2 separate regions of the Homo sapiens genome follow, and region 2 is linked to region 1. Evidence: chromatin contacts called from ENCODE Hi-C or POLR2A ChIA-PET data. All regions are on one chromosome and are shown on one strand. Each heading gives the region's core, a stretch centred on a gene start or an enhancer-like site at or near the end of the contact. The rest is flanking DNA. Distances are from core to core; before and after follow the strand shown. Region 1 has its middle 120 kb from the start of ATP1A1. Region 2 has its middle 41 kb from the start of MAB21L3.

What was found. Hi-C counts contacts between places; a loop is a spot of excess contacts on that map. ChIA-PET counts read pairs that join two places held with the same protein, here RNA polymerase II (POLR2A). Pooled maps may share reads with other maps.
Region 2: a map with no recorded cell type shows a loop between it and region 1 (4-fold over the local background). The contact joins two enhancer-like sites. A Hi-C loop is called at or near these places in 1 of 37 single-sample maps with no recorded cell type and 4 of 50 pooled maps. POLR2A ChIA-PET finds 5 or more read pairs at or near these places in 1 of 52 experiments (activated B cell).

Annotation. Positions count from the first base shown.
Region 1 is chr1:116,255,457-116,259,540 of GRCh38, forward strand. No RefSeq gene overlaps it. Among named protein-coding and RNA genes, the nearest start is that of ATP1A1, 120 kb to the right of the region's middle. Within about 2 kb of position 1,700, at least 4 of the 41 ENCODE cell types and tissues checked have a DNase peak (open chromatin) inside an H3K27ac peak, as active enhancers do.
Region 2 is chr1:116,149,938-116,154,021 of GRCh38, forward strand. No RefSeq gene overlaps it. Among named protein-coding and RNA genes, the nearest start is that of MAB21L3, 41 kb to the left of the region's middle. RefSeq lists a silencer at 2,150-2,569. Within about 2 kb of position 2,199, at least 20 of the 41 ENCODE cell types and tissues checked have a DNase peak (open chromatin) inside an H3K27ac peak, as active enhancers do.

The DNA of each region.
Region 1 (4,084 bases), core at 450-2,949:
TTACCCTCCTGAAGGCTGGGCCGCCCCCCACCCCCCAGCCACACTTCAGCTCCTCTAAGTGCGGGAGCTTCTGCACTGCCTAATTACCTGCCCTGTGGAAGCCAGGAGGAGACTTCAGTCCCAGCTGGAGCCCAGCTGCTAGAGAGATGGAATATTAAGACATTTTCCTTTCTTCAGAATCCTTGTTAATTCTTCCTGGTGGTGATTAGCCAGTTATTTTTAGCTCCATCTAAGCTCCCTGGTTAGTATTCAGGACTGGTTTAGACAGCTCTGAGACACACTCACCACGTTAATGCTCTGATTCCATTCGGTCCCATTGAAGTGAATAAAATTAACTTGCAGGGCAGACCCATCCCCCAGCCTCCCCAGGTGCTCCTCTCCTGCCTCTCCTTGAGGTGCTGGCTTCTGTCCAAAGGGTCTACAGTGCTGGGTCCTGGGACAAAGTCTTACAGGAGGGATCTGGGAAATGCGCAATTTTGAAACCATATGAAGTGATGGAAATAACACTGCAATGAGAGTGAAGAAATCAAGGTTTTAGTCTGAACTTTGTCACTAGCTATCTATGTAACACTAGGCAAGTTACCTTCCTTTTGTGAGCCATCGTGAAATGGTGCAGCTGGACCAGTTGGCCCCTAAGTCCTTCCCAGGACTAAGATGCTATTGAGTCACCAAGCCTAAAATAGGAGCTGAGCATGAAGAAACCTGAGCCTGGGGGAGAGTGTCTTGACAGCAAAATGCAGGTGCCTTGTTCTTTCTTTCAATTCACCTAGCTTCCCTTTTCCAAAGCGATTCTCCTGCCTCAGCCTCCCAAGTAGCTGTGAAAACAGGTGTGTGCCACCATGCCCAGCTAATTTTTTTAATTTTAATTTTTAGTATAGACAAGGTCTTACTGTGTAACCCAGGCTGGTCTGGAACCCCTGAGCTCAAGTGATCCTCTCGTCTCAGCCTCCCAAAGTATACTGTAATGTTTTGATAACTGACCACACATTCTGCCCTGGCATTCCTTTTGATTAGAGGCCCGTGACAGATCCCTCTGCATCCCCAGCTGTCCACATACCTTTTCATTTTCCCCATTTGGTTTTCAAGCTCATGGATTGTGATATTTGCACAATTTGTGTCAAAGCCACAGCAACTATGGACCCCATCCATAAAGATTCCTTTATCACTTAGACCTTTCCTGGGCTTCCTTTCAGGTAAAGCCTCAGGCCCTTCCTCCACTGTCATCTGCTCCATGTTGCTGTTGAAAGCTGGGCTTGCCAGAACCCCTTGGTCCCTGTCCTAGCCTTCCTTGAGGGTACAGTTCCCACTGGGCTGGCCTCTAGCCCCTCCACACCTACGTCACAACAGTGATGGTCATTTCTGAAATAAATAGAACAGGCATGAAGACAGTGGAGTCTAGCTAACCTGTGGCTGAGAGACATAATGAAGTAATTATGTGTTCACTTTTAAAAGGTTCCCAAGGCTTCTACCAGGGCTGCAGGTTGAATGACCAGTAATCCCTTAGGGTGCAGTTAAGATACCTGTGTCTGGGACAAAGACTTCCAAGTAGAACAGGCCAGCCGACTGCTAGGCTGGGTTGGATGGGACCAGTCCTCTCCGGCTGGGATCCTGGGGAGCCTTTCCCTGCCTTATCTCCTGGTTCACCACTCTGTACCAAGCATTCATATCTCAGTGACCCCACCCAGCTGTGCCAGAGGGAGAGTTCCCTAACTGCTGCTGTTTGGACAAAAATCAGGCAAAACCAAGCCCAATGCATCAATTTTATGCCCGTCACTGCAACCAAGTCACATTTGAAGGGACCCCAGCTGGCTGGCACCTGCCCCTCCCTCCCTCTGAGTTTTAGAGTTGAGGAAACTCTCATAAACCTTCTAATGCTGGGACTACACATTTTATTGTAATCATAAATAGAACATAATACCACAACAGGTGCACTGGGATGCTTGCTTAAATAATAAATGCAGTCAGCTTTGTTGCCTATTCACCCAGTCCTTCAGGTGCCTGAACAGCTGTGGGCTAGGGGTGGTGGAAGCTTCTGCCCAGGGTTGTATTGCTCAGGGAGAATCAGAGAGAAAATGTCCTTACCTTGAACTCAGGTTGTACAGTGTGAATGCTGACATACACCGCAGTTCTTCCACACCTATGTGGTGTGGGGCCCAGTTCGAATACCAGCTGTGTGTCGTGGAAAGACCATTTAACCACACTGAGTCTGTTTTCTCACTTGTGAAACTAAGATGCTAGAATTTAGGGTAATTCTGATGAGTAAATGAGTCAGGGAGTGTGGTTCTGGGGCCTGTGTTCCCTCTGTCAAAATCCACTCACTCCCTGGGGCTGTGATCGAGAAATCTGCCCCTGAAGCTTGTCCTTGGTCAGAGAAGCCCCCTAAGGGTTAAAAGACAATTATGGACCACTTCAACCCACTAGGATAGTGCTTATTAAAAAATAAAAAAGAAAGAAAGAAAAGAAAAACCTAGAAAATAACAAGTGTCAGTGAGGATGTGGAGAAATTGGAAACCTTGTGCACTGTTGATGGGAACGTATGATGGTGCAACCTTTGTGGAAGTTCCTCAAAAAATTAAAAATAAAGCTACCATATGATCCAGCAATTCCACTTCTGGGTATTTACACAAAAGAAGTAAAAGCAGAAACTCAAGGAGATATTTGTATGTCCATGTTCATAGCAGCGCTATTCACAATAGCTACAACATGGAAGCAACCCAAGGGCCCGTTAATGGATGAATGGATGAAAACAATGTGGAGTATAGTTCAGCCTTAAAAAGGGAGGAAATTTTGACATATGCTACAACATGGAGGAACTTTGAGGACATTACACTAAGTGAAATAAAATAGGCATGAAAGAACAAGTACCGTACTCATACAGGACTGTACGCACTCATTCAAAGTAACTACAGTGCTCAAAGTCACAGAGACAGAAAGTAGAATGGTGGTTGTTGGGGGTTAGGGGGAGGAGGGAGGAGGAGTTGCTGTTTAACGGGTACAGAGTTTTAGTTTTGCAAAATGAAAAGAGTTGTAGAGATGGTGCGCACCATGATGTCAATGTGCTTAACATAAGTGAACTATGGTTAAAATGGTAAATTTAAGGATATGTGTATTTTACCACAATAAGAGAGAAAGAGAATTGTAGAGCACAATGGAAGTGACAGTTGAAGGAGTCTTCAACCAGTGCAGGCACTTTCATTTGTTTTATTTCCTCTACAGGTGTAGAAAATAATAATACTATAGTAAATGCTATTGAGCATTAACCTGGCTTTGCCCATATCATCACCTCCAATTTTTATAGCAATCCAGTTAAGTAGGTAGCATCATCCCCAGTTAACATTAGGAAACTATGGTTCAGGGGTTGGGTAAGAATGGAATGAGTTATGGCATTAGCCAGCTACTTCCTGGTACAGGGCTTCAGTGGTCATGACGGTGTGTACTAGGCTCTGGGGGCATACATGTACTTGAAGCTTCTTTGTGGTCTCTGGAAACTCTTGGTCATATTGAGAAGACATACGCAGTGAGAAAGGCTCAAACTGGAGCCTTGAGGGCACAGGAAGGTGGAATCACCGAGACTTGGGAGTTCATAAAAAGAAGCAAGCACTGAATTGGCTGAAAAGGGGGAAGTGTTGAAGGGCCTAAATTCTGGGGGACAGAAGGTAAACAGTAGATTTAGACGGAAAATATTATTTATTAGCAGGAAAAAAGTGAAGTGCAATTACAAACAAGATTTCCTAATGTGGGTATGTGGGTAAAAGGTCATCAGGCTGGGAAAGCCAATGTAGGGATTGCAATTGGAAGCACATTCAAGTCCAGGTAATAATAGCTAATACTTATTGAGCCCGGCTTGTGTGGCAGGTACTGTTCCAAACTCTTTACATACATAATGCATTCAATCCTCACAACAACCCAATGAGGTAAATCTTATTCATTGCACTCACTGTATAGATGAGGAAACAGACTCAGAGAAGTGAAGCGATTTAGTCCAACATCGCAGAGCCAGAGAGTAGCAGAGCCAGGATGCAAATTCAGAATGTGGACTCCAGAGCCCTAACACCCAACTCTGACTCTGTGGGGTGATCACAAA
Region 2 (4,084 bases), core at 949-3,448, 110 kb before region 1:
CCACAGAAGAGATGCTGGTTATCAACTGGGCCAACCCCTTCATTTTACAGATGCGAAGGCAGAGGTCCAAAGAGAGGAGGGAAAATGATTTGCTCAAAGCAAATGCATTATGTCCCAGGCTGAACTCCTGATTTTCCCTCTCAAAGCTCCCATCGCCTCAGTAAACAGTGTCACTTCAGCCACATGCTTCAGCCAGAGTCCCAAGAGTTAGCCTTGAGGCCACCACCCACCATATTCAACCCACCAGCACATCCCTTGGCTCTCCTTTCTCCATGTAGTCCAGGTAGGCCTCATACCCTGCAGGTCAGCCCACCCCAGGCCAGGTCATGCCTCTCTCTTCCAGACTGCTGCAGACCTACTCTTGCCCCCCGACCTCACACCAGTCCTCCCCACACAAGAGCAAGGGGGGCAACCTGCAAACTCAATCATGCTTATTTTCCCTGCTCTCATCCTCCCAATAGCTTCTCATCTCTTAGGAAAAAAAAAGGGAAACTCCCCACCAAGGCCCACAAGGATTATGTGATCTGACTTGGGCCATTCTCTCTTTCCTCGCCAACTACCACGCTCCTTCACACTGTTCCAACCATACCACACTGGCTTCCTTGCTTTGCTTCAGACACCCAAGCTCCATCCTGCCCAGGGCCTCAGTACCTGTTTCCCCCTTTGCTCAGAAATCCCATGCTCCATGCTGACATGTCCCAACCCTCCCCGAACAGCCTAACACAGCTAGCCCCCAGCACTCTTGCCCTGCACCATACTTCACTCTCCCCATAGTGGTTTGCTGGTTCTCCTATTAGAATAAATATAAACTCTATGCCGGGAGAGGGCTTGTCTTATTCACTGTTGTATTATATCTCCGGCACTTGGAACAATGCTCAGTGGGTAAGAGCTCAATGAATAGTTGTTAAATAGATAATTGCATGAAGGAATGGATGAATACATGATTTTGCTCCATAATATGTATCTGCTTTGTGGCAGGGCTTGGATTTGAACCCGGGTCTTCTAATTCTCAGGCCAGGCTCTTTCCTCTACAAAGTAACATTTTGAGAGTCTGAAGAATCCCACATCTTTAGTTTTAGAGAAAGAAAAATTGCCTCTGGCTCCAGAAGCCTGTTTTCCCAGAAGGGCCTGGCTGTCCTCACTATGCAGAACACAGCTTGATGCAGCAGAGCTTGAGAATGCACACTCATGCTGCAGAGGGGCCAGCCTGGCAGCTCATCACAGCAGCCACTGACAACTGTGGGCACTGGTGGATACTTTGTAGCAGGTGTTTGCTGGACATGCCTAGCTTAACTGGGTTCCAACGTGCAACATGTAGACTGAACAACACACACACACACACACACACACACACACACACACACACACACACACACACTGCATTTAAACAAAGCACATCAGAAAAGAGTTCAGGCTTTCACCCTCCCTTCCTGCCAAGCACGGAGACAAACAGTACTGGTCTTGGTTCTCTTTGTCTCTGAGTCTAGACCATTCATTTCCTCTCATTCAACCAGCTTTATTTTTGGCGATGTAACTTTCTTTCGTGAGCATATATATTATGTTCTCAGACTTTGTAACCTATGAATCTCCTGTGAGGACCGACCTACGAATGCTCAGAATACAAAGGCCGGAGTGAGCAGTGCTCTCTGTGAGAGAGAATGTTACGGCAAATGAAAAAACCACCTTCACCACCTAAGCAGGATTCTTGCTTCTAATGCAAAATGTAACCTCCCTCTATAGGATGGATAGAGGGATATTAGGTTGAGCACTCAACACACTGGGGTGCTTACCACAGAGTACCCCAAAGTGTGGTTTAGGTCTGAGGGACCGGGTGAGCAAGGAAGGCTGCACCGGTGTAGGGACAGGCACAGTCTGGGTCCTTTGGTGGCCGGGGGTACAAAGGAAGCAGAGCCTGGGCTCCCATCCTCTCCTGCTGTCACAGCCCCTCCATGGAGGCCCTGGCCCTTCTCTCCTCCTCTCTCCTGCCTCTTTCCAGGATGTTCTTTGCCCCACAGTGAGATGTGAGGGGCATCAAGAAGGCTCCCTGCCATTGACTCTCTCTGTCCAGGGACCGCCATATGTGACTTGTGCTGTCTGTGACCAGGACGCGGGCTCTTGAAGGAGCAGCGAGGAGCAAGAGAGAGGGGAGCGGACGCCCCGACTCGCGCAGGGCTGAGGCTGGAGGGGAAGACTCACAGGGACTACGGTCTACGGGGAGGCCGCCTTGCGCGCCGCGGCTCGGAAGCGGCAGGGGGCGCCCGCGGCTCCTCGCGGCCCCGAGCCGTGAAGGGCTGGGGAAATTCCTCCCGCTGAAGGCAGAGAGCAGACTGGGACACTGCGGTTCCCGAGAGCCGCAGCCCCGCCGCCTCCGCCCACGCTGGCCCTCGGGAGGCGGAAGACTAGCTGACGGCGGCCCCCACACGCGCTCTGCAGCCTGGGGGTAACCCTCAGCCCACCCAGTGCCCAGCGAGGGGGCTCTGATCCACAGGCTCCGCCCAGCTCCCTGGGTCCTCTTTTCAGTGGGCCTCTTTTATTGCCTAGCACTGGGGATCGGGGTGGGGGGTGGACAGTTACCCCAGTATAGATACTGGCTCATCCGGACATATCTGTGCTGCTGCAGGGCACTCAGCCTCCTTCCCTGCAAGATTAGAGGGGCTGTGGAAGACAGAAGAAAGATGCTGTGCTCTTATGGACTCCTTTTCCTTAGACTAATGCCCACGGGGAAAGGAAAGGAAAGGGAAGGGAAGGGAGGGGAGGGAGTTAAGCGCTCCATCACCCCCAGGCCAGGCGTCATGGTAGGAAGGTCATAAAGAGGGTGGGTGGGTCAGAATGCTCCAGGAAAGGAAAGGATGGGACACCAAGATTTGCAGATACTGCCTATGTGCCTGGCACATATTTTAGGGGCTTTGTGCTTTATCTCATTTAATCCCCTCGGCACTCCTTTGGAGTAGGTAGGCAGCATAAACCCATTTTGCCAATGAACACTTGGAGGCTCACAGAGAAAAAAGAACTTGCCCAAGGTCATGGGCTGGAGTGGACAGAGCCATATTCTTTATGCGTTTGTCATAATGAGTTCCTTACAGTGCAGGTGACAGGAGAGACATGAAGGCACAGCCTACCAGGACCAGAAGTCCAGGAGGAAGACTCAGTCCTTCTGCTGGGCCCTGCAACCCTATGAGCCTCGCAGGAACCAAGAGAGAGGGAGTTGAGCAGAGAGGGACCCAGAGGCACCCTCTGTGGGTGCTGTTCCCTGACCTTGACATAGAGGACATTCCTCAACATGGATGTGGGTCAAGGTCCTTCCCTGATGGTGGAATGGGTGGAGCTCGTAGTGTGACAGATGGTAGAGAAAGGTGTTCTTACAATTGCCCCTGGGCTAACATTTTCCAGTTGTACCTTTGAACGCTCTAAAAAATCCTAAAAATCACTTTCACAAAAGTTAATCATTCACTCTGCAGGCCAGATGACCTTTGCTATGTAGTTGGGGTTTTGTTTGCTTTTTTTTTTTAAAGTCTTGTAGTTTGTAATTGGACACATATCCTTTAGGTGAAGAAGAAAATAATTTAGGGTCTAGTAAAAGGCTTGGTTTTCTTCTTGCCCTCCATCTCCCAGGAGTTTAGAAACATTTTCTCAGTGAGAGGCTATAAATTGAAGACTGAAAACAAATTAATCTTCCAAAGCTGTGGCCTTCATGGAGTACTATATACAGGAGACCCCAGGAGACAAAAACATACCAAAACCAAAAAATCAATAAAATCCAAGCCATCACCCACCCTGCACCTGATTCCTTAGGCCCCTGCTGTCATCTGGGTGGCAGCTAAGTTTACCAACAGAGAGGATTCTGGAAATTTCATTGGTACAGTACTCTAACCAGCTTTGCCCTTTGAGAAATGGACTTTGGAAATTGCATTGGTACAGTACTCTAACCAGCTTTGCCCTTTGAGAGATGGATTCTGGAAATTTCATTGGTACAGTACTGTAACCAGCTTTGCCCTTTGAGAGATGGATTTTGGAAATTTCATTGGTACAGTACTCTAAACAGCTTTGCTCTTAGAGAGATGCAAGTGTGGAGCTTTTCTATTTT